4 separate regions of the Mus musculus genome follow, and regions 1, 3 and 4 are each linked to region 2. A link is a loop called in an ENCODE intact Hi-C map of the cell type or tissue named here. Cell type or tissue: heart. All regions are shown on one strand.

What was found. A loop is a pair of places that touch in the nucleus more often than their neighbours do. Peaks named below come from ENCODE experiments on the same cell type or tissue, not always from the same donor. Only the 100,000 strongest peaks of a DNase experiment are listed, where the experiment ranks them.
Region 1: a loop joins it to region 2, with 6 times the contacts of the local background. A loop is called at or near these places in 8 of 42 quality-filtered maps.
Region 3: it touches region 2 in a loop (4-fold over the local background); 3 of 42 quality-filtered maps call a loop at or near these places.
Region 4: a loop joins it to region 2, with 4 times the contacts of the local background. A loop is called at or near these places in 4 of 42 quality-filtered maps.

Annotation. Positions count from the first base shown.
Region 1 is chr4:34,611,901-34,619,900 of GRCm38, forward strand. It overlaps Orc3 (origin recognition complex, subunit 3), which reads right to left and starts at 3,042. Exons shown (of 20, transcript NM_015824.4): 1 at 2,965-3,042. The coding sequence starts at 3,009. Rars2 (arginyl-tRNA synthetase 2, mitochondrial) reads left to right here and starts at 3,057. Exons shown (of 20, transcript NM_181406.4): 1 at 3,057-3,126; 2 at 6,654-6,727. The coding sequence starts at 3,091. In heart, a CTCF peak has its summit at 3,023; a DNase peak (open chromatin) is centred at 3,031; H3K4me3 peaks cover 2,773 bases; H3K27ac peaks cover 2,481 bases.
Region 2 is chr4:34,546,341-34,554,340 of GRCm38, forward strand. It overlaps Akirin2 (akirin 2), which reads left to right and starts at 4,275. Exons shown (of 5, transcript NM_001007589.3): 1 at 4,275-4,933. The coding sequence starts at 4,705. In heart, no CTCF peak of the experiment used is centred here; DNase peaks (open chromatin) are centred at 4,251, 5,011 and 5,201; H3K4me3 peaks cover 3,611 bases; H3K27ac peaks cover 2,295 bases.
Region 3 is chr4:35,218,720-35,226,719 of GRCm38, forward strand. It overlaps C9orf72 (C9orf72, member of C9orf72-SMCR8 complex), which reads right to left and starts at 7,117. Exons shown (of 11, transcript NM_001081343.2): 1 at 7,069-7,117; 2 at 1-197. The coding sequence starts at 138. In heart, a CTCF peak has its summit at 3,440; DNase peaks (open chromatin) are centred at 3,432, 6,642, 7,142 and 7,432; H3K4me3 peaks cover 2,211 bases; H3K27ac peaks cover 2,737 bases.
Region 4 is chr4:34,882,812-34,890,811 of GRCm38, forward strand. Zfp292 (zinc finger protein 292) reads right to left here and starts at 137. Exons shown (of 8, transcript NM_013889.2): 1 at 1-137. The coding sequence starts at 108. In heart, a CTCF peak has its summit at 4,085; DNase peaks (open chromatin) are centred at 180 and 3,870; H3K4me3 peaks cover 3,008 bases; H3K27ac peaks cover 2,579 bases.

The DNA of each region.
Region 1 (8,000 bases), 66 kb after region 2:
GGACTCAAACATCTTTGCTTTATCTTCCTGGTAATTTGTGAGCACACTTACAGCACAGATGTATTTTATATATAACCACCTCCTCAATGTTTATAATGTACTAATAAATAAATATATTAGGTGACCAGTACACAGAATGAATAAATACTTGCTAAGTAATTTTCCTGGTAATTTTCCAACTACATTAAGTTTGCTATTATTATTTGTGACCACTGAAACTTAGCTCCTAATTTTTTAGCTGCAGTGTATTCTGCCAAAATGAAAGTTACATTTCATGGACAGTCTCTTAAGACCTCTATTTATATAGAAAATGAAAGATTGGGCTGGCGAGATGGCTCAATGGATAAGAGCACTGACTGCTCTTCCAAAGGTTCTGAGTTCAAATCACAGCAACCACATGGTAGCTCACAACCACCCGTAATGAGATCTGACGGCCTCTTCTGGTGTGTCTGAAGACAGCTACAGTGTACTTACATATAATAAATAAATAAATCTTTAAAAAAAAGAAAATGAAATATTACGAGAAGTAAAATATGACAAAAAAAAAAGATCATCTCAGACTACTGTTAAACAGCTTTGCAAAATATAAAGTAGCCACGTGGGTTACATGTTCCAAATTAAGCTGTACCTCATGGTCTTACATTTGCAACTAGTAAAGGTCTATGAATTACTTGTACGTATTTCTAACAAGTGCATGGTAGCATGACAAGCTTATTACTGCATTCTTTCCATATACACGTTACAGCCAGTTATAGAATGGATAGTAGTATAACAAATATTAGCACAAGGATATGAATATAAGCAACAAACATTAATGAACAGTAATGTGGCTAACCACCTTAACCATCAGCCAAAAAATATGACAAAAAAAACCCCCAACAATACTTGATATGTTTAAGGAGGAAAATAAATTAAAACGTTGGCAGTTCCATGAATTCTGGAAATTGTCCTTAAAGGTTCTTATTTATATAATATTTCTTTCATGATTATCAACACAGATATTTCTATTAGGGCAAAAAGAAAAGTGCTTTTCTGAAAAAACTATCATCTCCAAGTTTTATAGAAATGATGGCTTTTTGAAAAAAAAAAAAAATTCTCCTTCTCTGGAAGGGCTGGAGAAGCAGCTGTGGTAAAGCTTTTGTGTAGTGTGCACAAAGTCCACATTGTTACATTCACCACCAGAAAAGAGAACGCAATGAAGTCTTAAGCAACAAACAGGATTAGGAGTTAGGGCACTCAAAACATCTGGAACTTTGTAGCCAAGGAAAAATAAAAATAGGAATAAAGCTAAAAAAACCACAAAAGTCTTTAACTAGGAACTGGGTATGGTGGTGCACACCCTTAATCCTAGCACTTGGCAGGCTCAGGAAGGCAGGAGAGTTCAAGTTCAGCCTGATCTACATATAGAGTTGCAAACCGATAAAGGCACATCGAGAGAACATGCCTCCAAAAAATTAATTAAACCACAGTGTTTGTTCTCTTTGAAATGTAGTCTTTGGGGGTACTGCTTGTCATTGACCATTTTAATCAAAATTAAATGTCTGGTGCACCGTTACCTTTCATCACTAACACACTTCTCAAATGTCTTAACCCTCAGCCAGAACCGTACCATGTGTAAAGTGTCTCCATTTCTGTTGAACTGTGACAATTTCTTTAAGCGGCAGTTGCGTTTCTTGGACTAAAATGACTTGCCTTTATATCCTTGTCTTCCCTGCTCCATCTCCCCTCAGGAATGCCCAGTTAGAAAAAGTGTATATCTATCACCTAAACTTCACAAACTGAGGAGTCATTCGCTGCTTACCTCCAGCAACAACCTAGTGGGCTGTGCGCCAAAACCAGAGAGCATTTCAATGTCCTCCAGCGGGTTCACCCCGTAAAAACACTGAAGGGGTCTCACTCTGCCCCGTGGGCCAGAGTTCCCTTCACTGGCTCTGCTGTGTTGCTGCCTGCCTGCCTGCTTGCCTGCCTGCCTGATTCTGATGTTAACATCACCCCTAACAGACCTGTTATAAAAGAAGACAGCCCACTTCAGTGTTCCCCTGTAGCCCCAATTACGAAACCTTTCAGAAGTCTGTTATTTCAGCTTCCTTCAGGAGTGTCCTTCTGTTCTTAGAACAGGAGTCAAGTCTTACTTTACAAGGCATAGCAGCACAGACCAATAGACCTTTCTTTTCCATCTGCTGCCCTGTTTGATATTCTTGAAATATGGTTGCTAATGGTAAACTTAATTTTAAGTTATCTTAATTCCAGATGTAGCCACAGGCTCCTAGGGGGCAATACAAGCCTAGGATTTCTCCTCTTACAAACTACAATTTGACTAGCACTCCTTTGCCATCGAGTAGTCCACAACCCCTCAAAACACTCATCTGAATTACATTTTTATTCTGGTTTTTCCTAATGCTCCTCTCTCCACTCACGGGTTAAACTGCTCTTTTTACTTAATACGCTCTTTTATTTCTACATTCTAAGGCAAAGACCATCTTATTCTGCTCTCCCAAACTAATGCTTTATATTTTGCCAAGATTCTTATTTTTCAGACCTTAGCCAAACTGTCACTTTCTCCAAGAATTTCCTCGGTCTCCCAGAAACCTTGGTTCGTCCCTCCTCTCTTAGAACTTTTCTCCTTGCTAATGAGCCAATTCAAGATCAGCTGCTTATGAGTATTTCTGGGAACAGAAATCTATTTTTGCCTCCATCTGCATCTCGGTAACTTAAAGCACAGTGTGAATTTATGGAGGGGGAAGAGTGGGGGAAGCGGCAGGACGCAGCACATTCTGGGGGCAGCCGCTCTCCTAGCCTTGGCGCCATGGCCTAGTTGCCCAGAGCAAAGCTTGCCTCGAACCCGGACCTGGGCAAAGCCGCCCGAGTCCTGTTCTCCGCGGAGCCAGAGCTGATGCCCATCAAACCTCGTCGGACTTGCCAAACAGGCACCGCGAATCTGAGGCGAGCGCCACCCCCACGTACCTTAGACACGGAGGAGGTGGCCATAGTCCGCGGCCCCGTGTGCATGCGCACTCCACACTTCCGCGCGCCCTGGCGGAAGCAGAGGCGACTTCCGGCGCGGAGGCGGGGCGTGCGGGAAAGGGAGGCATGGCGTGTGGCTTTCGTAGGTCGATCGCCTGTCAGGTACAGTCCAGAGCGGCGAGCCAGCGGGAGCCAGGGCCGGAGGGTGCAGCCTAGGCCGACCCTGCCTCCTCCTTGCGCTGCGGAGTGGGAAGATCCTCGAGAGCCCTGAGTGCTCACTGTCTTCTCATTTCCCGTTCTTAATGCTTTAACCTGGGCGGACTGTCCAGAGGCCATGATTAGACCCTGTAGAAATTAATGTTCCTCCTTCGTTTATGCCCTTTATTTGCTCTCATGAATAACCTGGTAGGATATATCTCGAATAAGAAATTTTGTAGCTTACTAAACCTGTAGGCGATGCTCTCCCGAGGAAAAGCTCTAAATCCGGACTTGGAGACCATTGGATAAAATAGATGATTTAAAAGGCATGCTAAGGGCTGCGGAGATGGCTCCGCGGGTGAAGTGCCTGCTATACAAGCATCTGTGCCTGCGTTTGAATTTCCAGAACCTAGGTTGAAAAACCTGCATAGCTAAGGAAGTCTGAAACCACACTTCTGAGAGGTGGAAACAGAAACCGGTGGCTCCAGCCTCTGGTTCGGTGAGAGTCTGCCTCAAATAAGGTGGAGAAAGACACTTGACCTGTACTCCTCGCGTGTTTAGCGCAGCCTATCCTGCCTGGAGTTTGCTAGTGCTAGCACAGACTTAGGCCCGCTGTGGCTGGGTTGTTTTAGACAATTCTGAAAGATGGTGCATATACTTCTTAGGTAGTTCTGTGGGAATTAAGCTCCAGCCTACAGAGATGACTTTAATGTGTTATCTGTGTGTCTGTGTTTGTATGTTCCTTCATGAGGACAGGCCACAGGTTGCCTGTGTTTCCTCCAGTCACTGTCCACCTTTCCCCCCTCTCCCCTAAGGCAGATTTTCTCCCCGAACCTGGAGTTTACCCGTTTAGCTAGGTTGGTTAGCCAGGGAGCTGCAGGTGTAATGGCAATTCTGCTGTTAGCTGAGTTCATTGCATGGTACAAGCAAAAAACAACTGACTGTCTGGGAAAGACAAAATGCAAGAGAGAAAGAAGACAGAGGCAGAGTGAAACTGTTTTTATTAAGGCAGGCCTATCCTCCGGAATGAGGGACGGGAAATCCAGAGTTGGGGAGCCTGTGGCTGGATGAGGGTGGGGAAGGGTGCCGGTGTCTCAGGTTTTCTCCATTGGCTGTGCACGCCCCATTGGCTCACCAAAGAGATGATCGCAGGCTTTTATGCACAGCTTGCTCAATTAAGGAAGCGGCCATGCTTTAAAGACCCTTCTCTATCTTTACTCGTCCTTTCTAGCTGTTAACCACGACTCTCTGCTGACCTTTATCCCAAGAAGGCAAGGTCTGTCCTTAGACCTTGCAGGTGTTAATGCTCTTAAGCTCTTGGCAGGCTCTGTAAGCCATTAGTTAAGTTAGCCTCTGCTTTCTTTGTTCTTGTGTTTATGTGACCAGCTTTTAGTTTTACCATGGCAGGAAATTAACACCTGTCATAACCACTGTCCACACGGATCTCCGGCTCTCCACTCAGAGGGAAGAAAGGATAGCAGATGCTGCGGCCAACTTTGACTGACTGGACCAGCAACATGGGTTCACGTTTCCCCAATCTCCATAGTTCCAGTATGGATGCAGTTTCGTGGAGCAGCAGAACAAAGAGTGATATTAGTAAAGCAAAGCATTTAAAAAATAGATTGATGGCACCATCAGCGAGGCTGGTTACAGCAAGATGAGGGTAACTCTTCTGTAGACCCCGGCTGCTCTCTGACAACACTCTGACCCCTCTGCTTGGTGGAAAACTAGGGTTTTTTTGTTAGTACATCCCCAAAAGGTTATCTGTTTGTCAGGATGTTAACTCTTGCTTGTAGTAGCATGATATTAGGTCCAAAGGTGGGAGACACTAATGAAATTAATTAGGTCCCAGATCTGCACTATCCATAACTCTCCACAGTCGTCGAAGTTTTAGTCAGTCAGCTACTACAGACACAGCTTATTTTCAGGAATTCTCACTCACATTACCAATACATTTAGCTGCAGTTTTTCTTGGTTACCTATGCCAGAACTCCTTGTCTGTGGGACAGCCTGGAGTGGTTTCCTTCCTAAAATAGGAACAACCCTTCTTTATTTACAGTTTAGCTCCTATAACTGGGCAACATTGTCTTACATTAGTTCCTCAAGGAAGCCAACTGGCCTGCTGGAACTGGCTCAGCCCTGTCCTCCTTTTTTATGTTAAAAATCATTCAGTGTATTTTTCTCGTATACCCTTCCCCCCTCCCCACCCTACCATTCTCCTTATCTGGTCCTCTCATACCCAGATTTAGGCTCTTTTATTTATCATCCCTACCTAATACCCCAGCTCTCTGCAGCACCAGCACTGTAAAGTCACAAACACGTGTCGCCACACTCAGCTCTTAAAGTGTGCTAGGGTTCTGAACCCAGTCCTCCTGGCATTCACTTGGTGAGCACTTTACCATAGCAAGCAGCAAGCAGAGTTCCAGCTCTGGTGGTTCAATCTCCTTCTCTCTCCTTCTCTCTCAGTGCATCCCCACAGTCCCAGGAGTCATCTCTCAAGTATACTGCTTGCACCAAAGTTCCAAGGCTGGGCTTCACAACTCTGCATTCCAGCTAGTTGTGGTTTTCTGTAGTCATCTCTGGCTGCTTAACAGAGTTCTCTCTCTTTCGTGTGTCACGTGTCCAAGGAATAACTAAATCCTATAATGTGTGTGTGTGTGTGTGTGTGTGTGTGTGTGTGTGTGTGCGTGTGTGTGCCTTTCACCAAAAATTACTGAAAACCTGGAAATGTCTGTACCACTAAATTCAACACAGTCATGAAAGAAGCTTCCTGAAAATATAAATGTACCCATTTCTGCTTACTTATTATTTATGTGCTAAGGACCAAGCCTTGCTCCTCATATGTACCAAACCAGGCCAAGTGGCTGGTGGTTTATCACTGAGTTATCCTATGGCCTTTGCTTTGGTTTTTCCTTAATTTTGATTTATTTCTTTGCTGCTTCTCTGATGAGTAAACCTTTAATAGAGTTTGGGCCTGGGGATTAGATATTTTTTCCTTAATATTTACTTGTTTCTATTAAATGCCATAATTTTTAAATCTGTTTTGTTTGTTTTTATAGCCACGATGCTTAGAATACTAACTGGTACAGACTAGCTATTCAATAAATATTCTTTTGATGAAAATCATCTTTTGATTCTCATTGATTCATATCTTCTTTTTTGAATATACGTGTTTAAATTTGACAAATATAAAATCCATTGAAGGACAAGCAGCCTCCTGCTTGCTGCTTTATAATCAAACCATTGCATCATATTCAAGCCCTGGCAGCCACAGATCTTACTTCAGTCAGAGAGTTTTGTGTTTCCTAGAATATCAGATATGTTGAATCATACTTAATACCTTCTTTTATATGGGTTTTACTTATGATGTATTTGAGGTTCCTTCTTATTAAGTGTGTTAATGGCATTTCTTTATTGCTAGTAATATTCCATTCGCTCTGGAATAGATGGATCAACCATTTTATCCTGTTTTATTCTTTTTTTCCTTTTAGCTTTCCAGAGTATTGGCTCTTCCACCAGAAAGCTTGATCAAGTCAATATCTGCTGTTCCAGTTTCAAAAAAAGAGTTAAGTATGCTTGTAGTGATCTCAAATTGTTGAATTTGTTGGCAATCCAATTTTATTCAACTCTTAAATTTACAGAGTCGTCCTTAAAGTTAGGATTCATTATATTCAACTTATTATAATTAGGGTCATAAAATTCCAGTTCTATTTTAAGTATTCCGTGGTACATGTAACTATCCTTTTGTTAATTGTTTTCATATTTGTTTATGCTAGCAGTAATTATGTCAGTCTGATCTGATTGGAACGTTAGAGACTGTGTAATCATCTGATGCTTGAGTTCTAGTGTACCATACTTACTCTGCCTCTTTGGTTGTGTTGTTTGCTTGACTTCATTTGAAGACTCCCAAGTGATAGAGAATTATTGTTTAGGGTTATATAAAATCCATATTGTTTTCTTAGGTACAGGGAAAAAATAATCTTTTTTTATATTAGTCTCATCATTTTATCATTTTGGCAAAATATTTTAGTGCTTGGATAAAATGTAGCCTACCCATGGATGTATTATCTTGGGCCACGGGATCAAAATGTTCAAAAAAAGAAATCACATCTGCATTAAATCTAAACAAGGTTATTTTTTTATATTATCTCTGAAACAATACACTGATAACAATATACTTATGATGCATTTGCATTGTAGCAGGAGTTACAGCAAGTTAGGGGTGGTTTACAGTAGGGGGTGCACGGAGGGTGACTAGACATATGCAAGAGTCCTTGAGCTCCTGCAGAGTAGTAAGAAACTTGACACATACTAGATTCTTAGCTCTAAGGTTTAAAGATGGAATATAAAATTCTCAGTATTAATGTATCCTTTGTTCCCTGAATTTTGTTAGAACTTTCAGGTGAGAGGGAGAGGTGAGTATTCCTCTTTTCATGATAAAGAAGAAATAAATAGAAAGAAAAGGCACAGACTAGAGACTACTGATAATCTTACTATTTTCAGTTTTGAAAATAGTGAAAATGGGGCTGGGTGTGGTGGGGGATGCCTTTAATCTCAGCACTTAGAAGTTAGAGGCAGACTGATCTCTATGAGTTCAAAGATCAGCCTGGCCTATATAATGAATTCCAGGACAGTCAGAGCTGTGTAAAGGCCTGTCTCAAAAAAGGAAAAAAAAAAAAAAAAAAAAGGAAGAAGAAGAAGAAATTAAGAGAAAGAAAAAAGAAAGAAGAAGGCCTGCTTTAAAGAAATCTGTATGTCAATTACTGAGCGCTACCACTGTGTGCATAGGGCTAGTCCTCAGCATTGGATTGTGTTGTAACTACTAGATTTCAAAGTAT
Region 2 (8,000 bases):
GGACAGATGGCTCAGCAACATAAGAACACTGGCTGCTCTGCCGGAGGACCTAGGTTCAGTTCCTAGCACCCACATGGCAGCTCACAATTGTAACTTCAGTTCCAGGGCATCCAGCATCCTCACACAGTCACAACAATACACAGGAAAAAAATGGAAATACAAAAACCATTAAAAAGTAAGACAGTTTAGTACCAAGCAAGGATCAGAGTCTTGGATCTTGGTAAAAGCAGTGTGCTCTCTGCTCAGACTGGGGAAGATGATGCTTCTCAGAAGAGAATTGCTACATGGTGACAAAAGTGTGACAAGCCTTTAAAACTTGCCTGTATTCACCAGCAGAACCAGCCTGGCTGTGAGGTCACAGGAACATTTAATTGCACTATATATTTAGATTCATGTAACTTGACTTAACTTACTGTGTTAGTTTTCTCTTTCTTTTTGATGCATGAACTCAAAATTCACTTCAAAATTATGTTAAAACTGAATGGTTTTTAAGAGTTGTATTTATTTTCATTTCTTGCCTTAGAATTACTTTTTTCCCTTTGTGTGTGTGTGGGGGGGGGGGGGGTTGAGACAGGGTTTCTCTGTATAACCCTGGCTGTCCTGGAACTCGGAAATCCACCTGTCTCTGCCTCCCAAGTGCTGGGATTAAAGGTGTGCCGCACCACTGCCCAGCTAGAATTACTTTTTGTAGGTTTTTCTCTGAAAGCCTTTGGCTACTCTGAAAGACTTGTTACAAATGAGGACTATTGAGAGGACAGAGTGGTAAAAAATAAAAATAAAATGTTATCAACTGACATTTTTTAAGTGTGGGAGCAAAAGATCCCTTGACAGACTTCTTTTTTTCAATGTGGTGAGAATAATGTGAAAGTTTATAGACAAGATTTTCAAGCTTGAAGCACTGAGAAAGGGTCTTAGTCACTATGCCTTTTCTGTGAAGAGACACCATGACCAAGGCAACTCTTATTAAAAAAAGCATTTACTTAGCGACTTGCTTACAGTTTCAGAGGTTTAGTCCATCATCAAGGCAGGAGCGTAGCAGACAAAATGCTGGAGTAGTAGTTGAGAGCTACCTACATACAGACCGGCAGGCAGAGAGAAAGAAACACTGTGTTGAATGTCTTCTTTTGAGAACCTTGGGCTGGCGAGATGGCTCAGTGGTTAAGAGTGCCGACTGCTCTTCCAAAGGTCCCGAGTTCAAATCCCAGCAACTACATGGTGGCTCACAACCATCTGTAATGAAATCTGATGACCTCTTCTGGAGTTTCTGAGGACAGCTACAGTGTACTTTCATATAATAAATAAATAAATCTTTAAAAAAAAAAAAAGAAAAGAAAAAAGAAAACCTCAAGGCATTCTCCCAGTGACAACAAGGCCTCACCACCTAATCCTTCTAATCTTTTCAAAGAGTTCCACTCCCTGGTGAGAGCCAGTCTCATTCTCAAGCCAGAAAGTTGCCTCTGGGTTAAGGATGAACTTGAACTCCTGACCCTCCTGTAGGCCACATAAGCCTAGAGCTGCAGACCTAATGCAGAAAGAATTACTGTTGCTGATAGGAGTTCCCAAATTTCCAAGGGAAACTGCCCCAGGCATGTTTAAATTTAAACCAGAAAGAACAAAAAATTAAGGAAAATCCAGATTATAATAAACACACCGATTAAAAATATAGAAAGAGCCCCAGTACAGGGGAATACCAGGGCCAAGAAGTGGGAGTGGGTGGGTAAGGAAGCAGGGCTGGGGGAGGGTATAGGGGACTTTCGGGATAGCATTTGAAATGTAGAAGAAAATATCTAATAAAAAATGCCTTAAAATACAGAAAGAAAAACTAGAAAAACTTACTGTACAAGCTATGTCAAAACTGAATGTCACTCTGTAGGGAACCCTGGTACCAGGAAAGGGAAATACCTAATGCACACAGGGTACCATTAGAGCCACAAAAACAAAACCAAACCCCAAATCAAAGTAATTAGCATGGTGGTTTGAATAGGAATTGGCACTAAGGCTCACAAGCTGAATACTTGTTTTTCAGTTGGTCATCTATTTAGGAAGGTAGGATGTGTGGTCTTGTTGGAGATGTATCACAAGGGGGGCCCTCTCTCTCTCTCTCTCTCTCTCTCTCTCTCTCTCTGTGTGTGTGTGTGTGTGTGTGTGTGTGTGTGTGTGTGTGTCTCTCTCTCTGTGTCTCTCTCTCTCTGTGTCTGTCTGTCTGTCTCTCTGTGTGTCTCTGTCTCTCTCTGTCTCTTTCTCTCTGTCTCTCTTTCTCTGTCTCTCTTTCCTGCCTCCAGATCAAGTTATAAGCTCTCACTACTACTACTCCATCCATGCCACGTTTCCTTCCATGATGATAACCCTCTGAAACTATAAGCAAGCCTCCAGTTAAATGCTTTATCTTATATGTATCCTTGATCATAGTGTCTCTTCATAGCCATACAACAGTTAGGAAAAACCAACTAACAAATTTCAAAAATAACAAACAACAAAAGACAAAAGCATAAATGAGCAAACTATGCTAGCTATATCGACATTCCCAGACAATTAGAGTGGCTAACGCTGGTAGTCCTTACTACTGCTCTTTTTCTGACCTCTATACAATTGCTTTTATTTATCCTACTGAATTTCTTGTTTATTTTTAACATTAGCCCACAATGCAATTTGCGTTATGGCCTGCTCATACCTGATTTGTTTCTGTTCATTCCTCCAGGCCGTGTACCCTTTCTCCCCTGGCAGTTACCTTCTGCTTTCATGTCACAAATACTCTATTACCCCTTCCTCCTCTTCCACACAATCTCAATGTCCTGTCTTGTGGCTCCCTTTTACCTTCCGTGCCACCTGTGGTCAAATCTTAGTGGACAAAAGGAGAGGCTGCTGTTTAGTTGCTAGGGTGCTTGATTGACCCCTGGCAATATATAAACGATGTATGATGGCACACGCCAATCATCTTAACCTTAGTTCTCAGGAGGTAGAGGTGGGAGGGTCAAAAGTTCAAGGTCATCTTTGGCTACCCAGTGAATTTGATATCAGATCTTATCTCCAAAGGAAAAAAAAAAGTCAAGAACTTTTCTTATTCTGCTCTTACATAAAGTATGAACGTCCAGTCAGTTTCAGCACAATAACAGATTTCCTGGAGTTTTTATAATTTAATAAACACATCCTTAGTACAAGTCTTAGTTAAGTGACTGTTTCATAGAATGCTGGTCTTTCTCAAAAGATACTTTCTAAGAACTATATTCTAAATTAAAATAAGTGTGACAGAGTTGCTTATACAGTGTGATCAAGAAAGCTGATCTTTGTGGTGGTGAACAATTCTAAACAAATGGATATATAGAGAGGTATTGTCCAAAACAACTATAAAGCAGCCACATATGTTGATTTCTGAGTAAGCAGAAAAGAGTGAGCATTAGGCGTATTAATACTTATAATCTTGGTGGAGAGCTAGCATCCACAGGCAGAAGATATAAAGTATCTACATAAATTACTTCATCAGTGCTGTAGTCGATCCCTATTTTAGATAGTTGATGAAAAAACAAATTTTAGAAATATTTCTTCCCACTTTGCTAATAAAGATGGGTCCTGCTCCCTAGGCATTTATTTGCTTGCCTTTCCCTAGACCCCACCCAGCCTTCCAAACTCAACAAATTTCTGGTGTTGATCGCTCTCTGCTCATAGTAAACAATTGACTTTGTGCTCCTTTTCAGCTATGCAGAATTTAATAAGCAAACAAGTACCTATCTGGGAAGCGCAAAGCACAGACTTCAAAGATCCTGTAATCTGATATTATTACTGTCGTTCTGTCTCGAGGACCCAAATTGGTGTTTTCATTATTTCCTATCTCCTCCATGTGACAGATTTGGTTTTTTGGCGCTCCTGACAGCTAAATTAATCTCTCTCCAAATATTAGACTGGCTCTTTGTTATATCCCGTTTAAGTCACTATGCCAAATCTTCACAGGGTCTCTAAAGTGCTTAGCTTGCTTTTCCAATGGGTTCGCTTCCTCTTCCCCACTGTCTCACAGGCTCTCCTTTCTCTTCCTTAGGTCTTTTTTTTTTTTTTTTTTTTTTAAACTCTCTTACTTATGAGGGGGTATTTAAATTCCAACCCGGAACTTGGGATCGTGCGCCTTGGATGACGGGAGTCGTAGTTTCTGTGACTTCTGGGTAACCGCCTTTCAGGCCGATCCCTGCCCTTCACGAAACCCCACAAATCCCAGAATGCACTCTGGCGGGCCCGCCCCCGGTGCGCAGGCGCCCTGGGGCCGCAGGATTTGAATCGGCGGCGTTGTTATTGACGCCATATTGGGGCCGGCGGCGGGTGGCAGAGTTGTTCCGTGGAGAAGAGAGGGTCGAGTGCATTGCTTAGCTCTGTACGGCCGGGCTACCTCGCAGCTCCCGCGCGTGGCCGCCACTCACGAGCTTCCGTCTGCACCGGCGTGTCGGAGATCGCGTCTGGGTCGCGCCACTGGCCGGGTCCACTTCCGAAGGGAGCGGGTCTCCGCGCAGGAGCCCCGGCGCGCTCAGCCCGAGCGCACGGCGGGGGCGGCCCGGCCTCTCGGGAGCGGCCCCGAGCCGGCGGCGCGACCCTCGCGCCTCGCCCGCCTGCCCTGTCGCGGCTCCGCCGTCCCGGGCCCCACACCCACCGGGCACCTCGGAGGGCCCGTTTGCCCCCGTCCTTCCCGGCCCCGCCCGAGCCGAGCCTCGGCCGCCCGCCACCATGGCGTGCGGAGCCACTCTGAAAAGGACTCTGGATTTCGACCCGCTGCTGAGCCCCGCATCTCCGAAGCGGAGGCGGTGCGCGCCTTTGTCGGCGCCGGCTTCGGCTGCCGCCTCCCCTGCCGCCGCCACCGCCGCCGCCGCCGCCTCGGCCGCGGCCGCCTCGCCGCAGAAGTATCTCCGGATGGAGCCTTCCCCCTTCGGCGACGTCTCTTCCCGGCTCACCACAGGTGGGCCTCGGCCCCGGGGCTGCCGGGGTGGGCTGCGGCCGGGAGCTTGGGTGCGGACACAAAGGGAAGGAAGGGCCTGAACCGAGGTGGGGGTGGTGTCGGCAGGTTGGGTGGGTACGAGTCGGGTTGGCCGGCATTGTGGGGGTCCCTCATTGTGAGGCAGATCATTTGGGGCTAGATCCCTAGAATCGTTTCCTTATGTAGAGCCCCAGCGGAAATGATCAGAGAGGGTGATATTATTCATAAGTCAGGCGAGAGAAGGGTCACATTTCACCCGAATCTCCGGGTCTCTTGGGCTGAATCGATTGGTTGCAGCTATTAACTCAGTGACTGAGTGGTTTGAGGCGAGAAGGCAGCCCCTCCTCCATTTTAGACTTGGCTGGTTTTAGTATAGAAGGGGTGGGGTTTGGAGGGGGATGGATGTCACTGGGGCGAGTTGTAGGCCTGTCATTAATCACCCACAAGAACGCCACTTTGGCTGAGTCAAGACCTGTTTCCCTAGCAGGGTCAACAACAAAGCAAATGTTCTTCCCGAGTACTGTAATGTGATCTCACTATGCGTCCAGTCCTTAAGAGATCCTGAACTTTTAATGAAAAGGAAGGTGTACTTCAAATTGAGACTGACTAGTTTATTTGTAAATGCTTTAGTTATCCCAATGAAGTATGTTGGGAGAAAACAACCTAGCCTCGAGAGTAACGAATAAATCAAGATTCCAGTGGACTTCAGACTTGAAGTCTTGAAACATTTTCTCAAAGTGTCTGCCGGATGGACCTTTGATTGCTTTTGTATACTAAATGTGTACCTAGGGATTTTTTTTCCCCCTCTGCATTTGGAAATCTTTGTGTGCCTTCGGCACAATCTTAGGGTAAACTTTAATGGACTTGAAGTGTAAGTCTGTTTCTTTTGTGTGTGGCATGCAAGAGTGTGTGAGCCTGTGTGTGTAAGCCCTTAGTGATATCATCCTTAAAGCCTTTGCTTAGCTTAAATTTTTTTTTTCTCAGTAATTCATTTTAAAAAGATGGGAACTATAGAGTTCTGTATTTGGTAACATCTATATGAAATTGACTGTACCATGTGTGTTTTTTTAAATGTCACATTTAAATATTCATACCCAAATCCATGGAGAACCTCAGTTACCTAGTCTGGCTCTTAAATTTTTGATATAACGTAGCCAAAAGCTGTTTTATGAGTTGCAGTCACTTTTCGTAGAAATTCCAAGACGTTTATTTAAGGATCATACCTAAGCTGCCCTCCCCCACATATGTGTATAAAGGCACTCCTGACCGAGTTGTTAGAGGAATGGCTCTCAATCTGTGGGCCGCGACCCCCGGGGGAACGCTCCGATATTTGCATTATGATTTATAACAGTAGCAAAATTACATTATGAAGTAGCAACAATAATCATAGGGTTGGGATCATCACTGCATGAGGTACTGTGCTAAAGGGTGGGCTTATCAGGAGCGCTGAGAACCCCCTGCTTTAGTCATTACTGTAAAACAAGGGAACAAAGTGGAGAATGGATTCCTTTTTTTTTTTTTTTTTTTTTTTTTTTGGTTTTTCGAGACAGGGTTTCTCTGTGTAGCCCTGGCTATCCTGAAACTCACTTTGCAGACCAGGCTGCCCTTGAACTCAGAAATCCACCTGTCTCTGCCTCCCAAGTGCTGGGATTAAAGGCGGGCGCCACCTCCGCCGGGCTGGAGAATGAATTCTTGGGGCAGACATTTTTTGTTTTTAATGAAATGCTAAATTTGAACATTGAAATGGTGTCCTATCTACTAATGGAGCCATTTTAAAATAGCTGTAACTAGCAATAAATTTCATTGGAGCTAGTGATAAGTTTGAGAGTTACAATATATCCCTATGCAGTTAAAATAATCTTGAATACTAACACAGCAGGGAGCTATGACACGTTTCTTTACTTAAGGGAGGTTGTTCAGAAACGGTAATGATCTCCCAGTCTGCCATGTCAGTGCTGTAGTGCAGAGTGTTTAAGAGTCTCCACATCTCAATCAGTATACTGTAAAATAACTGGGAGTATTTTTAGTCTTTTAGCCAGCTGATCTAGTTTGACCACATCTTGAAACCTAAAATCAAATCAGCTGGGTGGTGGTGGGGCACGCCTTTAATCCCAGCACTTGGGAGGCAGAGACAGGCGGATTTCTGAGTTCCAGGCCAGCCTGGTCTACAGAGTGAGTTCTAGGACAGCCAAGGCTACACAGAGAAACCCTGTCTCACAATGAGAGAGAGAGAGAGAGAGAGAGAGAGAGAGAGAGAGAGAGAGAGAGAGAGAGAGGGAGAGGGAGAGGGAGAGGGAGAGGGAGAGGGAGGGAGAGAGGGAGAGAGAGAGAGAGGGAGAGAGAGGGAGAGAGAGGGAGAGAGAGAGAGAGGGAGAGAGAGAGAGGGAGAGAGAGAGAGAGAGAGACAGAGAGAGAGAGAGAGACAGAGAGAGAGACAGAGAGAGAGAGAGACAGGGAGAGAGAGACAGGGAGAGAGAGAGACAGGGAGAGAGAGAGAGACAGGGAGAGAGAGAGACAGGGAGAGACAGAGAGAGAGAGAGAGAGACAGGGAGAGAGACAGGGAGAGACAGAGAGAGAGAGAGAGACAGGGAGAGAGACAGGGAGAGACAGAGAGAGAGAGAGAGACAGAGAGAGAGAGAGACAGGGAGAGAGACAGGGAGAGACAGAGAGAGAGAGACAGAGAGAGAGAGAGAGAGAAAGAGAGGAGAGAGAGTTGCCAGTTGATGTTTTTAGAGTTTGCTAAATATTAAGTTGGTATTTCAGTTCATTTGAAAATGTAAAAGATTAGCTTCTTGAAAAATGAGGGAAGATTGTTAAAGTTTAAATTTGCTAAAATGTACATATTTGCTGCTGTAATTTTTAATCACACAGTAAATGTGTGGTTGAACCTTTTTAAGCTAAAACTAATGAAGACCTAGAAGTTTATACAGAGTATGTACTATATGCGATTTGTCTTTATCATTATTCTATTTCAGGTACTTCATGTTTTCTTCTGATAGTGTTCTTGAAGTGGCATATTAGTAGCTTCAAGAACTTGGGCACTGTTCTA
Region 3 (8,000 bases), 670 kb after region 2:
AGCCCAAATATGCCTTACTCTAGGACCAAGAATATTATCCCAGTAAGCAAAGGTAGCCGCCAACAAGGGTGATTCACCACTTAAAGCAATCTCTGTCTTGGCAACAGCAGGAGATGGTGGGGGGCAGATAGTCGACATCCCTGCATCCCAGGTCTCACTGCATTCCAGGTCTCACATTATCCGAACGCTTGCAATAGCTAAACAGGGACATACAAAAGAACAGTGATCAGGTTCAGCCATTTAAAGATATCTATCAAACCCCAAGTGACTTAGAAAAATGTCACATACCAATAGAAGCAAAGAATGAGCCTTTATTACCTCCAAATGAACATAGCTTGTGCACAATTGTAATGATTGGATATTTGGTCTCCAAACCATTTCAGCTAAAGAACAAAACAGGAAGGGGAGGGCCCTGTGTAAGTAAATGGGACCTTAGTTACAAATACGTAAAATTAGGTCAAATGGGCCATCCGAGGGAAGGATGGGCTCTAATCCAATGACTGCTGTGCTTAAGAGGAGCGGGGAAGGAGACCTGAGAAGGAGACAGACTAAAGCAAAGCTGGTCGGCTGCACAAAGATAAAGGGCAGGGACTGGGATGCTGACCGTGGACAGAGAGAGTACCATGGACTACTGCTTGCCACCAGAGGTGTTGAGACAAGAAAGGTTTCCCAAGAAGCCTTCAGAGGCTCATGTTCCTGACAACCATGACACTGGCATTAGGCTTGGACTTTCTAGAACGCAGGGAACAAGACGCTGCTCTTTTAAGTTTCCTAGTTTGTGTTTTCTAGGTGTTCCTAGAAAATTAAAAAAAACAAAAAACAAAAAACAAAACAAAACAAAACCCCCAAACCTGGCAGCAGAAATACCATAAAACATTAAAAAGAGGTAAGCTCAAAAGACAGCAGCAGAGCCTCAGCCCTGTCACCTCAGTGAGCTCCGGCTAAGGTACTGAGGTCCAGTACTACTGCTTAAAATGACACTGAATCAGGAAGGGGAACATAAGCAAAGGAGTAATGTTAGTGCAGCAGGCAGCACAGCAATGTGAAGGGCGCATACTAAGCTGCTAAAATGAAAGAGTTTCAGTTACTCAGAACACAAAAGAGAAGAGCAAACAAGCTCAGAGCCAGTCCAGAGCTAGGGTTACACATGTGGATCTTCACCCATTCAAACACAGTCAATTCTACATACTGTATGGAAATTTGTATGCAAATTTTCTAATTAAAAACACATAATCAAAGATTTAAAGTGGAAAAAAAATAACAAAATGGTAGGATTCATGTAAGGTAAGAGTACTGAAGGAAGCTACCTCTCTGTCTGTGTGATTACTTTGGGAGTGAACATTAGATTAGTCACAAACGGATGTCCATGTAAATAAAAAAGTCTATTTGCTCTGCTGGGCAGACCTTTCAACAGGACAGCCATCCACCGAGCTCAATGACTGTATTCAACCCCTAAGATCCACAGAGGACGGAAGAACATAACTAATTCCCTCAAATGGTCCTTGAACCACCATATTTTCTGTCTCTCCCCCTCTCTCTCTCTCTTTCTCCACCTTATCAAGAATTAGAGTGTCATGCGAAGGAGTAACTTCTATATTTAGAATGCTGAGTGAGCGTTTCTATCATATTATGATTACAGAACTTGGCAAAACACTTAACTCTAAGGAATAGTTTACCTAGAGTTTTTAAATGTTCATTTTTAATTTCAGAAATTCACTTTGGTACTATTTACTTTTTAATATATGTCAATTAACTAGTCTGAAGAGACCATGGTTATCTAAGTTGTACAGCTTGTTTAAGATACTGACTCTTTTGGGCCCAGTGGAGAGGGCAGCTTTCAGAAAGGGAACAGAGAATGTAATCTGAGTGGAAACTGTATTGGTGCCACTGTTGTCCTCATTAACAGCAGCAAACTGCAGGCCCACAGAACACGCGAAATAAACACATAGTCATAAAATTATGTTGCAAACATATTTCTATTCCATTTTCTCCTTTTGTTTAAAAAGGTGAATAATTCTAAATACAAAAGAAAAGCCCTTCTTGAAGCAGTATTGAGCCCCAGAGCATAATCTTAAAGATTTATAGGAAAAGCTTTTAAGCTGATTGGGAAACTTAAAGCATTATATACCATTTCTTTTATTTAGTCTCATCTCTAGGCTATCTATAAGGACTAAAGGTCATGTTGCGTTGTTTAGCTTTAAATGCAGCCCATCCTCAAAGAGTCCTCCTACTCCCCGGGGAGGAATTCAAAGACCCCATTGGATGCATATATATTTACTGTAAGGTATAATTTGCAAAATAGGAACAAAGAGATTAATAACAAAATATAACCATTAAAAGCTTACCAGAATGATAATTATATGAACATGGTCTCTTTCTGAAACATCTTATTTGATGGGACTCACTTTTTCCTGTGATAACAGGCAGTGATACACACTACAGGATAAGATGTGATTCAACAAAGTGAGGTGAGTGGCACAGGCTAGTAGGTGCCTTCTGCCCCGATGGTCAGAGTGATCATTGTGGAGGTCTGGTCTTTTGCTATGCTAAATACTGGTTGCTCCCAGAGACAGCACCTAGACCCAGGAGACTACTTAACCTTGCCTCCAAGTTATCCTGATTGGTGAATAAAGATGCCTACAGCCAATAGATGGGCAGAAGAGACATGGGTGGGGTTTAGGGTTCCTAGGCTTGGGGTCAGAGGAGAACCATGAGGAGAGAGAGAAAAATGTAAAGTAAAGTGAGAAGACACTATGGGGTAAAAAAATCTTAAAATAATGGCCACGTGGGCTGGCTGACTGAAGTTAAGAGCAGCCCAGATGAAGCACAGCAAATTATAGAATGGGGTTATTGGCTGGGTAATAGATATAATAGCATAGAGGACAGATATTTGCTCAGCTCTTGTGCTGACTAAGGTTTATTATAAATATAAAGGTTGTATGTGTCTTTTATCTGGGAATTAAATGGCCAAAGGCGTGGTAGAAACTCAGGATTGAGATTCAAAGTGCTCAGCACCGGACCATCTGTTTGGAAGACCCTAGATCACTGAGCTGGGACACAGCGGACGCTTAGATGTCAGCAGCAAGGGACGGTTCAGAAGCTTCCACAGCTGGAAAGTTTTCTGCCCAATTCATTTGAAACAAAACAAAACAAACACCCACTGCATTCAGAAGTCGGTGTCTCTTTTGAGCTCATCCTTTTGTTGCTGCAGCAGGCATAATCCCCGAATGACTCTATGCTGAGCTCCACCTGAGGTCTGTATTCCACAGCTCTGTCCTTTCATGCCTTTGCAATGTCACACATGTTACTGTCACTGCGTTTCTGGTCCACATCACAGGCTGCTTCAGTTTCTTCTTCCCTTTTTTTTTTCTGGAGATTAGTAAAAAAAGTTCTTCTAATTCCTCATTTGTGAAAACCTCCCAGTGGCCGTCAGCATTTCTGCAGGTCAAGCATGCTAGCCAAGCCTGCAGTAGCATGCCTTGGAACTTCTCTGTTAAGTTTGACCTTTTTCTAGTTCACATATATCCCTGCATCAGCGCAGCCATCTTGTGAATGGCTTGGTGACCCTCACTTCTAGGGAACTTTACAATTTATTTATTTAATTATGATGTGTATTTATCCTTATTTTACTCATATATTACTAGTATTATTATGCACAATTTATTTAATTTTATGTTTTGTCTGTATGTATCTCAGTGTGTCCCACGCTTGCCTGGTGCCTGTAGAGGAACCTAGGTCCTCTGCAATAGCAAGCACTCTTAACCACTGAGCCATCTCTCCAGCCTCTTCAGAACTTGGGCTGAAATCTATAAATATGCCTAACACTTCCAGCACAGCCTGCTGCCATCAACTGCTCAGAACATGGTTTTCAGATTATGCCATCCACCTACAAATTCATTGTTTTAGGGTTATTTATCATGTACAGTGGTTATAACTATAAAATTAATCCAACAGCAAGACCAGACCAGTGTAACTTTTTCTCCTTCATAATTTCACAGAAGATTTAGTCTTACCGTGAATCGTAGTAGTACCAGTATAGCCTCCCCCTCCAAACTATAGTGGGAATTTTCACCTTTTCATTTAAAACTACTTCATGGCTCCTCTTAAGCAAACCCAAATTACCAGTATCATTACCGCCTTGCTATGAGGCCATTATTAAATAAAATAAGGAGTAAATATAAGCTACCTTATAACTAAAATGTCTGAGTGACTGACTAGCACGCAGGTGGTGCAATCCAGTGTGGATACAACAGACAGATGTTTGGACAAAGGAATCAACCATGCCCGGGGTAGGACACAGTAAAAGCTACAAGAGGGCATCAGACTGTTCAGAATAGCACGCAGCTTAAAACTTAGAAATTGTTTATTTCAGGAATACCGTATTTTTAGACTATGTTATTTCATGATTTAGGAATCATGAAAAAGGGGAAATTCCTATGACCTAAAAAATAAAGTCTTATAGCGAAGTGTAATCAGGGAAGCTGTGAGTCTGATATTACTAACACCTGAAGTTAGCATTGGTGGGAACCCATATACAAATGTGGCCAAAAAATTCATTTCAACCTCACAGACTTTTGCTTATATGTTTTCTGGCTACTTCAGAAGGTTAACATTAGCCACAGAGTCTTCTGAGAGAAGCCAGAGTCCAAACCAGAGTGAGGCTACGACTCATCACTCTATAAACCGAGTTCAGGGGTCACGAGGGCTTAACCAATACTTCCAAAAACTAATAAAGTTTATTTATGTTAATAAACATGTTAACACTGTTAGCAGACTGGCACATTTGAAGCCCTTTGTTTTTTCTTTAACCTTGTGAAAAAAAAAAAAAAAAGAGAAAGAAAGAAAAAAAAATCAGCTTTCCAGGCTGCTTTGAGGAAGTTCATTTGCCTACTGCTACTGTGATCAAGAATTATACCATAAGGCTTCCACTTGTGGGAAGAGGGGCAGGACAGCCATCAACCAGCCCTCTCAGCCAAACAGGAACTAACCAAGACCACTGTAAAGACAGTGGACTACTTGCCAGACCAGCCTTTGTCATTCTCTACAAATGTTCAATTTCAGCCAAAACTCACATGCATACTCATGACACCAGGACTGTGCCATCTTGCCTAGATCCAAGTTTCTCAGGCCGGCTAACCTAACACTTGGACAGTATTCACTCAACATGGGGGTCTAGGGCAGGCTCAAAAGATAGACGTTTTATCCATTCAGTCATTTTCTAAAAGCAAACATTGGATGGCCAACATAGCCAAACAGAGTATTTTACCAACTTTTAAAGTTATATTTACATTTGTCTCCCAGAAATTTAAATGCTTGTTGAATGTCCAGTCTGCAGCGCAGGCTGTAACCCCTCTTATTTTTTGTGTTCTATGAAATAAGAACACCGTCACCTTTAGTTTCGAAGTTTCCAACTGACTCTGGGGTTTCCCACAGTGCCAATGGTCACTGAGGTGCTAGTCAGCAGTGACTCAGACAGAAAACCCCTGTTCCTCCTGATCCACAGATTATTTTAACTTTCAGTGCCTGTAGCAAGCTTTCATTCAAAAAGAGTAAAAGAAAAACTACTTGTAGGTTTTTTACGTGACATAGGTTTTTACTGTGGAGGATGATGAAATACCTGCTTTCTGCTCCTAGGTTATGATTCACCCTTTTGTCTAGCATATTCATGCTCTCCACACTGTCTGCCACTACTTCTCCATCCTCTTGGTTATCAGATCTGGTGTCTGCCAAGGTACCAAGGTGCCTGCGTTCAGGTGAATCTTGTTTTGCTTAACAGGGGTGAAGTACAGTAAGTTACTTTGAAACACAAAGCGATCACATTCACAGGACTTTTACAGAGCAGCTGCAATGGCTCGACTTTATTATCAGTTATTTGTAATCTCTTATTGTGCCTACTTTCTAAACTTTAACATCTGTGTATGAAATGTAATGAAGGGAAAACACCTATATCCACACGATGGGTGTATGTAGGCGTTTCCTGAGATTTCAGGCTATACTGGGGGCCTCCTGGAATGTCCTCTTTAACTGAGGGGACGCTTACTATATTTCAAATATTCTGATTCCATATTATTAACATAATCTCAATCTCTTTCCTCCTCCTCTTCCTCCTTCTTCCTTCCTTTCTCTCTCTCTCTCTCTCTCTCTCTCCCCCCCCCCTCTCTCTCTCATATTTTAAGTTTTCCAAGTGGACTAACGATTCTATCTTAAAGTATTTTCCAGTCCCTTTTGGGCCCTTAATATAAAGTAAAAGTACTACTGAGACAGACTGTGTACCCGTTTTTCTCAACTGGTGACGAACGGGAACAGTGTAACAAGAAATTTATCCATCTGCCGGGACAAAACTCTACAAGAGCCTAATAGTCCCCACACCAGAAAGCGCAACCAATCCCTCCCAGGCAAATGCACTCCTGGCCAGACAGACCCTGTGTGGACAGACTTAATCAGTGCACTTCTCTCTCTGCAACTGATTACCATCAGTCAAGTGATGCCCAAGTCACAATGGTCACTTCCTTTAATAAGTCTGTACAACCGCGGAGCTGTGAGGCAACCAGGTCACGTCCCACAGAACTGGGGAACAACCTGGTAAGAGTAGCAGCCCATGTAAGTGGGCATCCGCACTCCTTGCAAACTTCTGCGAAATCCTGCCTGCGTGTTGTTCTGTCCGTCCTTACTCCATCCCACCGGCGCTTTCTCCTCCCGGGCGGGGACCCTCGGGAGACCTGACTGGGTCGCAGGACCCACCAGCTGTCGCCGGGCCAGGCCCCTGGGGCCCAGGCTTGTGGCGGTGGGGGCCGCGCTCGCCGTACTCCCGGAGGGTTCCCTCAAGGGCCCGGGAGACGCTCCGGGTCGGGATCGGGGAGCGCGGGCGGACAGCAAAGATGAGGCCCATCCCCATCCCCTCCGCACCGCCGCGGCCCCCGCAACTCCTGCAAGGCCAAGGGCTCTTTCGCCCGGGGGACAGGGAGGAGTTCACCTCGAAGGAGAAAAAAACCCCGCTGGTACCCGGAGCCGGCCGGCCCGCGAGCCGACCGTGGCAGCAGCCCCCCTCCGCCCGCGCGTCTCACTCACCCACTCGCCGCTGCTGCGCCTTCACCGCCGGCGCAGGGACCGCAACCGCAGCCCGCTCCGGGCCCCGCCCCGGGACCGCCCCGCCCCGGACACGCCCCCAGGCCCGCCCAGTCGCAGTCCCGCCCCCAGTCCACAGCAGACCCAGAATCTGCAGGGCTCCCCGGTGCGGATCTCTGCAGTCTTGTTTCCTTCTTTTGTCCTTGGTCACCGTTGTGGAGTTAAGTTGCGAGCTGAGGCAACCAAAACGCACCTCCCTCGCACACCCTCCCTGGACTGTCTAGACACCACTTTCCACCTAGAAGGAAAGGGCAATTGGGATGGCTGTCACTACAAACGCCATCTTTCACGTGGGCGGAACTCGTCTCTGCTTGACGCGCCGCGGTTCCCTCGTGGGACTCCGTAAGTTCCGGGTTGGCGCTTTCACTTTGCTTTGCCAGCCTTGAGATGCCAGTGGCAGCTGGCCAGGCGGAGGCTGTCATGGGCTTTGTAGCTTTTCTTCCAAGAGCCGCTCAGGAAAAGCATGGGCAGAGCTGAGCTCAACCTAGATAGATAGTGTCACCTGCGTTATCTATCTAGGTTACGAAGCGTAGTTTGTGGTTGTAAGTAGTTTTGCTTTGTTTTGTTTGGGAGTTGGCAGGTAGTGGGTGCTCAACAAATATTTAGTGAGTGAGTGGATTTCCTTTGGTCCCTATGACACGGTTAAATGCCGTAAGTCTGCGTGCACACTGTACGTGTTCACTCCGCAACAAGCACAATGATTCCCCCACCCTCTGTGCGTAGTCACCGTGTTTTCTTCTAAACGTCATTTTTGCCAAATAGCACAGTGCACTTTGTTTTTTAACCTTTGGGAAAAGAACACCATGACGTCTGATTTATTGATTGATTGATTGGTTTGTAACTGTATTGTGGCTTTTCACTACAGATGAGTAGTG
Region 4 (8,000 bases), 340 kb after region 2:
CTCGCATAGCCGCCGCTCCAGCTCTTGCAGCCGCTCGCCCAGGCGCCGCAGCTCCGCCGCGCAGCCGCCACCGCTCAGGCGCTCCTGCTCGGCCTCATCGTCCGCCATCTTCGCAGCCCGCTCCGTCGCGTACGCACCTGGGTCACGTGATAACACAATGCCACGTTCGGCGGGGTCACGTGCCCGGTGCGCTGGCACGCCTGGGCGCACGTACAAAGGCCGGGTGTGGGGCTGGCGACCGCCGGGGCAGTGCTGCAGCGAGCTGAAGCTGAGGCCTCTGCTGCTGCGGCGGCGGCTAGGGCCAGGGCCAGGGCGAGGGCAAGGTCTGCGGAACAGCCGGAGGCCAGGGCAGGGTGGAGAGCTGGTGATTGCCCTGGTTCTGGGCCAACCCGAGAACGCCTCCTGGAAACAAGCGCTCTAGGTGTTGGAGGGCACACACACACAACAATTGGGTCAGAACAAAATGAGAGGTTCAATTCTCATTCTGGGAAATCAAGCAGCGAACACAAGAAAAGAATAGTGTGGAGAGAATTCAAACAGACCGAAATGATTAATGTTGTAACCCGGTGGTTTTTAAGGCACAAAAGCTTTTCTAAAATCTGGTTACCGTTACGCGTTACAAGAATCCACACCGAATCTTAGTTTGGGAAAGTAGGTCGAAGGAAAGAACACAATTAAGGATGCTAAAGTAAAAAAAGGAACACGGATGTCAAATAAATGCCAGTAGCAACCCTCCTCTTGGTGCTGCAAAACAGGTGGCCTTCTAAGCCGTATTTTATTTGCAAGACGAAAACAGTATTTGGCATTAGAATTGGAGAAGAGAGCTGAGTGTTGTGTGCACGGTTGTAATCTCAGCACTCGGAGACGAGAGGTTCAAAAGTTCATCCCTGGCTACATAATATTTCCTCCTCCAGCCTATGCCAGATGAGTTCTTACAAATTTAAAGGAGTAGGGGGTAGAATAAGAGGTAGTCGGAAAATCAATGTGCTTAACCATAAATTTCATAATCAAACTAATAACAAACCCAGTGTTTGAGGGCTAGGGGTGTGACTCAGTTGACAGAGTGCTTGCCTAGCTCCGTTCACTGCATAAACCAGGCAAAAGGCACGCAACTGCCTGTTTAATCTCAACCTTCCCTGGTGAACGCCAGAGTATCAGAAGTTCAGAGACTACACTATTTTGCCAGTTTCAGGTCAGCAAGAACAAATAGACAAACAAAACAAAACACCCCACAACCTACTGTTTATTTAAGAGGCAAGATGTCTGCCTTACAACTGAATCCTTTTAAAACAAACAACAGCGTTGACACACCTGGTCATTTTACTGTTGTGTTCTGACTGCACTGTATTTTTCTAAGGATAGTTATCTAAAATGAACAACCAGCCTGGAGGTTGGCTCTAGCAGAACTGCAGCACGAAGGAAGCTGGAGCTGAGGGTCTCCCGGTCCAGTCCGCCCGGGCTACATTGTAATGCTGGGTCTCAAAAACATAATTTCTACCGTATCCAGTAGCCTTTTCAGGAAATGTATATAATAAAGCCAGATGTGATTCTAGTCCTCACAGGTGACGGGAGGAGGACACTTAGTGGAAAATGTTCTCTGAATACTGTGTTGTTCCAGCGAATGTTTTGTAATGCATGCTTTTAAATCATTACATAAGATGAACAAGCACAAGGCAACCTTACAGAAAACAGCATCAATACTGCACATTAACAAGACAGAATCCTCTAATGCTTGCATGTACATGAGACCAGGGGAGCACACTGTAAGGCTAAGGATTTCCTCTATTGGATTGAACAGTGAAAAAGAGTTGAAGAAACAAATGAAGGTAGCTGTTTTGTCTTGCCCTAGTCCCTGTAGATACTCTACCAATGAGCTGCCCTGTACCCTCCTTGCTTAAGATTTTAAATTTTGCAGTTCATTTTCCCAGGTTATATATATAGTTCAGGTATTAAAGTTCCATCAATGTATGCTATTTTAGGATTCCAATGAAAATTATCAAAAGAAATATGTGATTAGCCAATGCACCAGTAAATGCAAGGACTGTACAATAACTAAAGGCTAGGAAGCTTACCTTTTCTACAATTCAACAGTAATGAGTTACACCACACTTCATTTACAGGAAGGAAAGTGTGTAGCAGCAGGTGTGGAGAGAAAGATCCAAAGTGAAATATGCCTGAATAATGATTTTTTAAATTATTACATAGGGCTAGGGTGTAGCTCGATGGCAGAGCACATTCCGGAGACTCTGGTAATGGGATGGGGAGGGGGTACCTAGTAATGTCATTCCTACCTTCAGGCCATGATACCCTTGTGGCTAAAAAAACTGGATTAGGAGCTGGAGAGATGGGCTCAGTGGTTAAGAACATTTGCTAGTTTTCCAGAAGACCAGGGTTGTAGTCCCTGTACCAGGTGGCTGCTTCACAGCTGTCTGTGAGTTCAGTGTCAGGGGATGCCAACTGCTTCTGGAACCAGACATGCAAGTGGTGCACAGACCTCATGCAGGTATGACACTCTTACATAGAAAATAAAATTTTAAAGGAAACTGGAATCATAAATTGGATCTGCATTCTAGTACGGCCATATAAATTCATCTGCACCTTTTGCTTTTATCTAGTGTCTGTGACTGTTAAACTTGAGAATTATGAGGAGAAAGACGGCCTTAGTTAGGGTTTTATTGCTGTGAAGAGACACCAGGACCACAGCAACTCTTATAAAGGACAATATTTCTGGTTTATATTTTCAGAGGATTAGTCCGTTATCATCATGGCAGGAAGACATGGTGCTCGAGCTGTAACTAACAGTTCTCCAGCCCAGTCTGCAGGCAGCAGGAAGAACAAGTCACACTAGGCATGGCTTGAGTATCTCAGACCTCAAAATCCATGTCTTAGTGCCTTTTGGCCAGCCTGAGACCAAGGTGACTTTCTGTGACCTGTTTGCTTTTTCCTCTTTTTGGGCAAGTGACTTAGTGACAAAACATTTACATATAGAAAGAAGTAATGGGCCACAGAAACGACCATACCAAATATCCAGTCATAGCACAGAAACTAACAATTGAAAATAAAGAGAGACATCTACATAGCTATTTAATACAACGCCTGTGGGTGCAGGGCATCCTACCAACCCACAGAGAAGACAATCAACAAGCACACTGAGTGGAAACGAGCATGTGATTGTCCCTTGGTATGGTTGTCAAAGGAGAGAACAGCCAGAGGCAACTTGGGAGAGTACAGAGTGAACATTTCTCTCAGAATAGATCAGATGATTAGAGGGACAGCGGGGAAGCAGAGAGAAGAGACCAAGGGAGCCGAGGACCAAGAGCGTGCACCCAAAATAGCTAAGTTCTCTAGGAATCGCAAGCTGGGGGAAGACAAGCAAGTTCAGGGGCTGGAGAGGTTTATGGTGGGAGGCAGGGGTGAGGCGTGCTAAGAGAAGCCAGGACTCTGTAACAGGTCTTAGCAATGCTGAGAACCTGATGGTCACGGTCAGTTTTTATACAACAGGTCCCTTGGCTAGCCATATGTCCCAGGTTTGAGACCTTATACACACAAAACTTAACCGTAGCCGTTAGCTTCTTAAGTACCAAACTTTCAGTTCACAGGAACCACTACACACACACACACACACACACACACACACACACACACACACGCACATACCCTTCTCTGCCTAGAGGCTCTTAGGAAAAATTGGAGACCCAGTCCATAAAATGACAATAAGGCCACTTGGGCCACAAGCCCCCAGGTTTCTGGGGACAGCGTTTTGACCAAGCAAGGCAGTTAGTTCGTGGGCGTGGTATCACAAGGGCCCTCAGGCAGTCGAGCCTTCAGCCACCAGTTACACTTCCGGCACTTGTGCTGAGGAGCCGCGCTTCCGGGTGGCGCCAGCTTCCCGGGTCCTGCGGGCTTCCTGCAAGCCTGGCGCACCAGCCGGCTCTTGAGGAATTCCTAGACTGCGGGACCTGAAGACTGGAACCGGGGATGCGCGGTGCCTGCTGCACGCTGGCAGCGCCGGCCGCCGCCACGCTGCTCCCCAGCCCTGTCTGCACCCCGAAGCCCGCGAGCCGAGCTGCCTCAGCTGGCCACACAGCCCGCGGGCGCGCGGCCTCCAGAGCCCGCCGGGAGGAGCCGCTCGGGCTGCGCGCGGAGGAGGCAGGGAGGCCGGGAGACTCGCCCTGCAGGGCTTGGCCGGCCTTCTCCAAAGAGCTGGGCTGCACCCGGACGCCTGAACCCGCAGCCTTGGGGACGCGAGGATTGGCGTCTGCTTGGAGTGCATCCAAGAAGACTGGAGATCTGGGTGAAGACCGCCGCCTCATCTGCTAAAATCACACTGCACTTTTTGTAGAGAAGATATGTTTTTTCCTCCTCTGAGAGACAGCAACCGGATCGATTAAAAGCGCTGAAAACATAAGCCAGGCACTGGTCCGCTTACGTACACAATTCCAATGAGCCCGAAACACGAAGCACGAGTAAAAAGATTAGTTTTAGTCCTTACATTCTTTTCATGGAGGGAAACAGAGGGATTTATCTAGCGGGATTTTTTTTTCTTTTACCTTATGAGGAAGAAAAACCAAATGGAAAATGAGTAATGACATATAAAGGAAAAAAAGAAGAAGAAAAAACTATGTTGTTTTTTTGAGATAGTTTCACTTTGCAGCCCATGTTTGATTTGAACTCCGTGGCAGAAAAATGACTTGATTTTCTTTTCCTACTGTCCTTCACCGTCACACTCGTTTTGTGCAGTACTGAGTTCGTTATGCATGTTTGGCAGCCTTTCTGTCAACTAAGCCATCGCTAATTATTCTAATTCACCCAAATGAAAGCAGTCATAAAATAAAGCAAAAACAGAACCTTGGAAACAAACTCTGTAGCGTAGTTGAATTGGCGTGCACCATTTCTCTAAAGAAGCAAAGAGAAATACAGAAAATAGTTTTCCCTCTCCCCTCCTCCTCTCCCCACTCTTTCCCTTGTGCACAGGCTCTATCAACTAGGAGCTATACGCCCAGCCTTGTAGTTCTAAATTATAATCGTTGTACATCATTTACCTCATCGGGTGTTATATAATATCACACTGTTGTAACACTTGAGTTTTTAAAAAATAGCAATGCTGTGGTGAAATGAACTTAGAAATGCACAGGTCTCTCTTCTCATTCTAGGACATCAACTTAGGAAATTTTGTTGATTTCCATGAATCTTTTGTTGTTGTTATTGTTGTTTTTCAAGACAGGATTTCTCTGTGTAGCCCTGGCTGTCCTGGAACTCACTCTGTATACCAGGCTGGCCTCAAACTCAGAAATCTGCCTGCCTCTGCCTCCCAAGTGCTGGGATTAAAGGCATGCGCCACGACTGCCCAGAAATTTCCATGAAGCTTATAGACCAGGGAAAGGGCATCAAATCCCATTACAGATATTTGTGAGCCACCATGTGGTTGCTGGGAATTGAACTCAGAACCTCTGGAAGAGCAGTCAGTGCCCTTAAGTGCTGAGCCATCTTTCCAGTCCCTGTTATAAATCCTAATGTAAATATCTGATATATGACCCCTGTGAAAGGACTGTTCACCCACCCCCCGCCAAAGGGGTCACAACCCATAGGTTGGGAACCTTTGTTTTTGACACTTTCTTCAATATAGAAGCAGTACTATTTTAATTGGTACTATTTTGAGTATTCTTGCTCTGATCACAAATTGAACAAGAGTCATTTCCAACAAGCAACTTCTATCAGACTTTTAAAATTTTATTATTTACATTATAGATGTTTTACCTGCATGTATGTCTGTGTACTATGTATGTATAGACCCTGCAGTGGCTAGAAGAGGACATCAGATCTGGGGTTACAAGTTATTGTGAACGCAAAGTGGGTACTGGGAATCTAACCCTGGAAGAGTAGCCTGTGCTCTTACCTGCTGAGCTGTCTCTCCAGCCCTCATAGTTCTTTTTGTTGTTTAACACTGCTTCTTGTAATAGAGTCTTACTACATGGTGTTAGTTGTCTTGAAGCTTTCCATGTAGACCATGCTAGCTTCAAAATTGCAGTGATCGACCTGCCTCTGCTTCTGGAGGGCTAGAATTACAATCACAGCACACCTTTACAAAATGTTCTCTTTCTCTCTATACTTCTCTGATCCCCACTCTTCAAAGTGGGGTAGCTTTGATGAACCACTTACTGTGTTGCATACAGTCAGGTGCCATATAGTTGAGTCTTATTCACAATCTGGTAGCACTTTAATAGTAGAAACTGTATTATGTCCAGTCTACTTTCTATAATGTCACTTGGCAAGTGACAGTGTACTTAGTAGTCAATATGTATCCATTGAAATGAATGCAATCCAGTTTGTATTTGACAGTAGCCTGTCGTCCTTGTTCTCATTATAAACAGTTTAGACTGTAGAGAGACCATATTTGCTCTCTAGCCTAGGTAAACGGTACCCTGCTTCTGCAGTTCTTCTTGCAGCTGATCCGCCTGACCAAGTCGCTTTGCGGGGGGTCGGCTCCTGCAGCCTCCAGTTAGCATCTCAAAGTGACTCAGTGGAAGGCTAGGTAAAGCCGCCACAGGAAATTGCCCTCCTCTAAGTGGAGAGGGACTTATGTCGGCCCTTTGTTCTTAGTACTTGTGTGACTCTCAGAAACTGTGTTCACATTGGGGGGGGGGGGGGGACGACACTCACTGCAGGTCTGCACATAAATTCAGTCATAAATTGAATAAGAGGTTATAACAGAGAATGCCTACGTGCCTATGCACTAGGAGCAATTCTCTGGCTTAACTTTCACCGTTTGTTACCAGCTTGCAGGGTCATGAAAAGTTTTAGACGATAACTAAGCCATCTGTGAAGTCTTGTTTAGATAAACTCAGTCAATATCTTATCTCTTGTTTTTGCACCTGGCGTCCTGTGTTGTATATATTCTTTTTAACCTTCCGTTAATGGCTTCTGTAACCCCTTGGAATGCGCCCTAAGTATTAGAAGTCTGCTGTTATCTCAGAAGCAATTAAGCAGTCATTTTATAAAAAGAACCTGAATGTCTCTGTGGGTATTGCCATTTGGAAACAATGATAACCCTTGCTTGCTGGATGTTTCTGCAGAATAAAAGCTCTTTGTCTTTGCATACTATCCGAGTCTGGGGTCTTCCTTCAGCAATCTTCTTCAGACTCTGCAAGTGACACAGGTGTTAGGAACTCAGGTCCTCTGCCAGAGCAGGAAGCACTCTCAAGTGATGATTCATCTCCCCAGCCCGTGACCTCATTTTTTAAGGCACTGCAGTCTAGGAGATTTGAACCTTTCAGATCTGTCATTAATTTAATTAAGTATCAGGGGATTGATGACACCTTCTGGTCCCATTTCCTAATCCCTATTTGTATTTCATGCAGTGATATTTCCCCCAACCTAAGTTGTTGGGATAGATTGAAATGTGTATATAAAATGCTGAGTACTCGCTAGATAGCAGTGTCATTATCCAGTGACTAACTCAAAGCTGTCATGCTTTTAAGGTGTCCTCTAACCTGCCTCCCTAAAGGTGAATTATGGTTGAACTCACATTTTCCTTTTGGCTATGCATGCTTAAGTGTTCTGTATACGGTTCTAAAGTGATTTTTATGTTCTAGTTTGTCTTATGGCTCTTTGCATAATTTCCCTGTCATAGTATCAGTTATTATACAAGGAACAATTACATACTCCTTCAAAGTAAATTATGTAAAAACGGAGAAAAGCATTAGTTCACATGCAAGAGCTAGCCACAGCCTGGAAATTCAGTGTAGGAAATATCATACATAAGACTTTTCTACCAAATACTATGAAACTTGTATTTAGTGCAATGAATTCAAATCTTTTTACCTGCCTCCTCCACCTTGTAAAACTTTTATAAAAATATTTTTGTCTCCCCAGACCCTGTAAAACTTTGGTCACTAGTCGGGCGTGGTTGCGCACTCCTTTAATCCCAGCACTTGGGAGGCAGAGGCCGGCAGATTTCTGAGTTCGAGGCCAGCCTGGTCTACAGAGTGAGTTCCAGGACA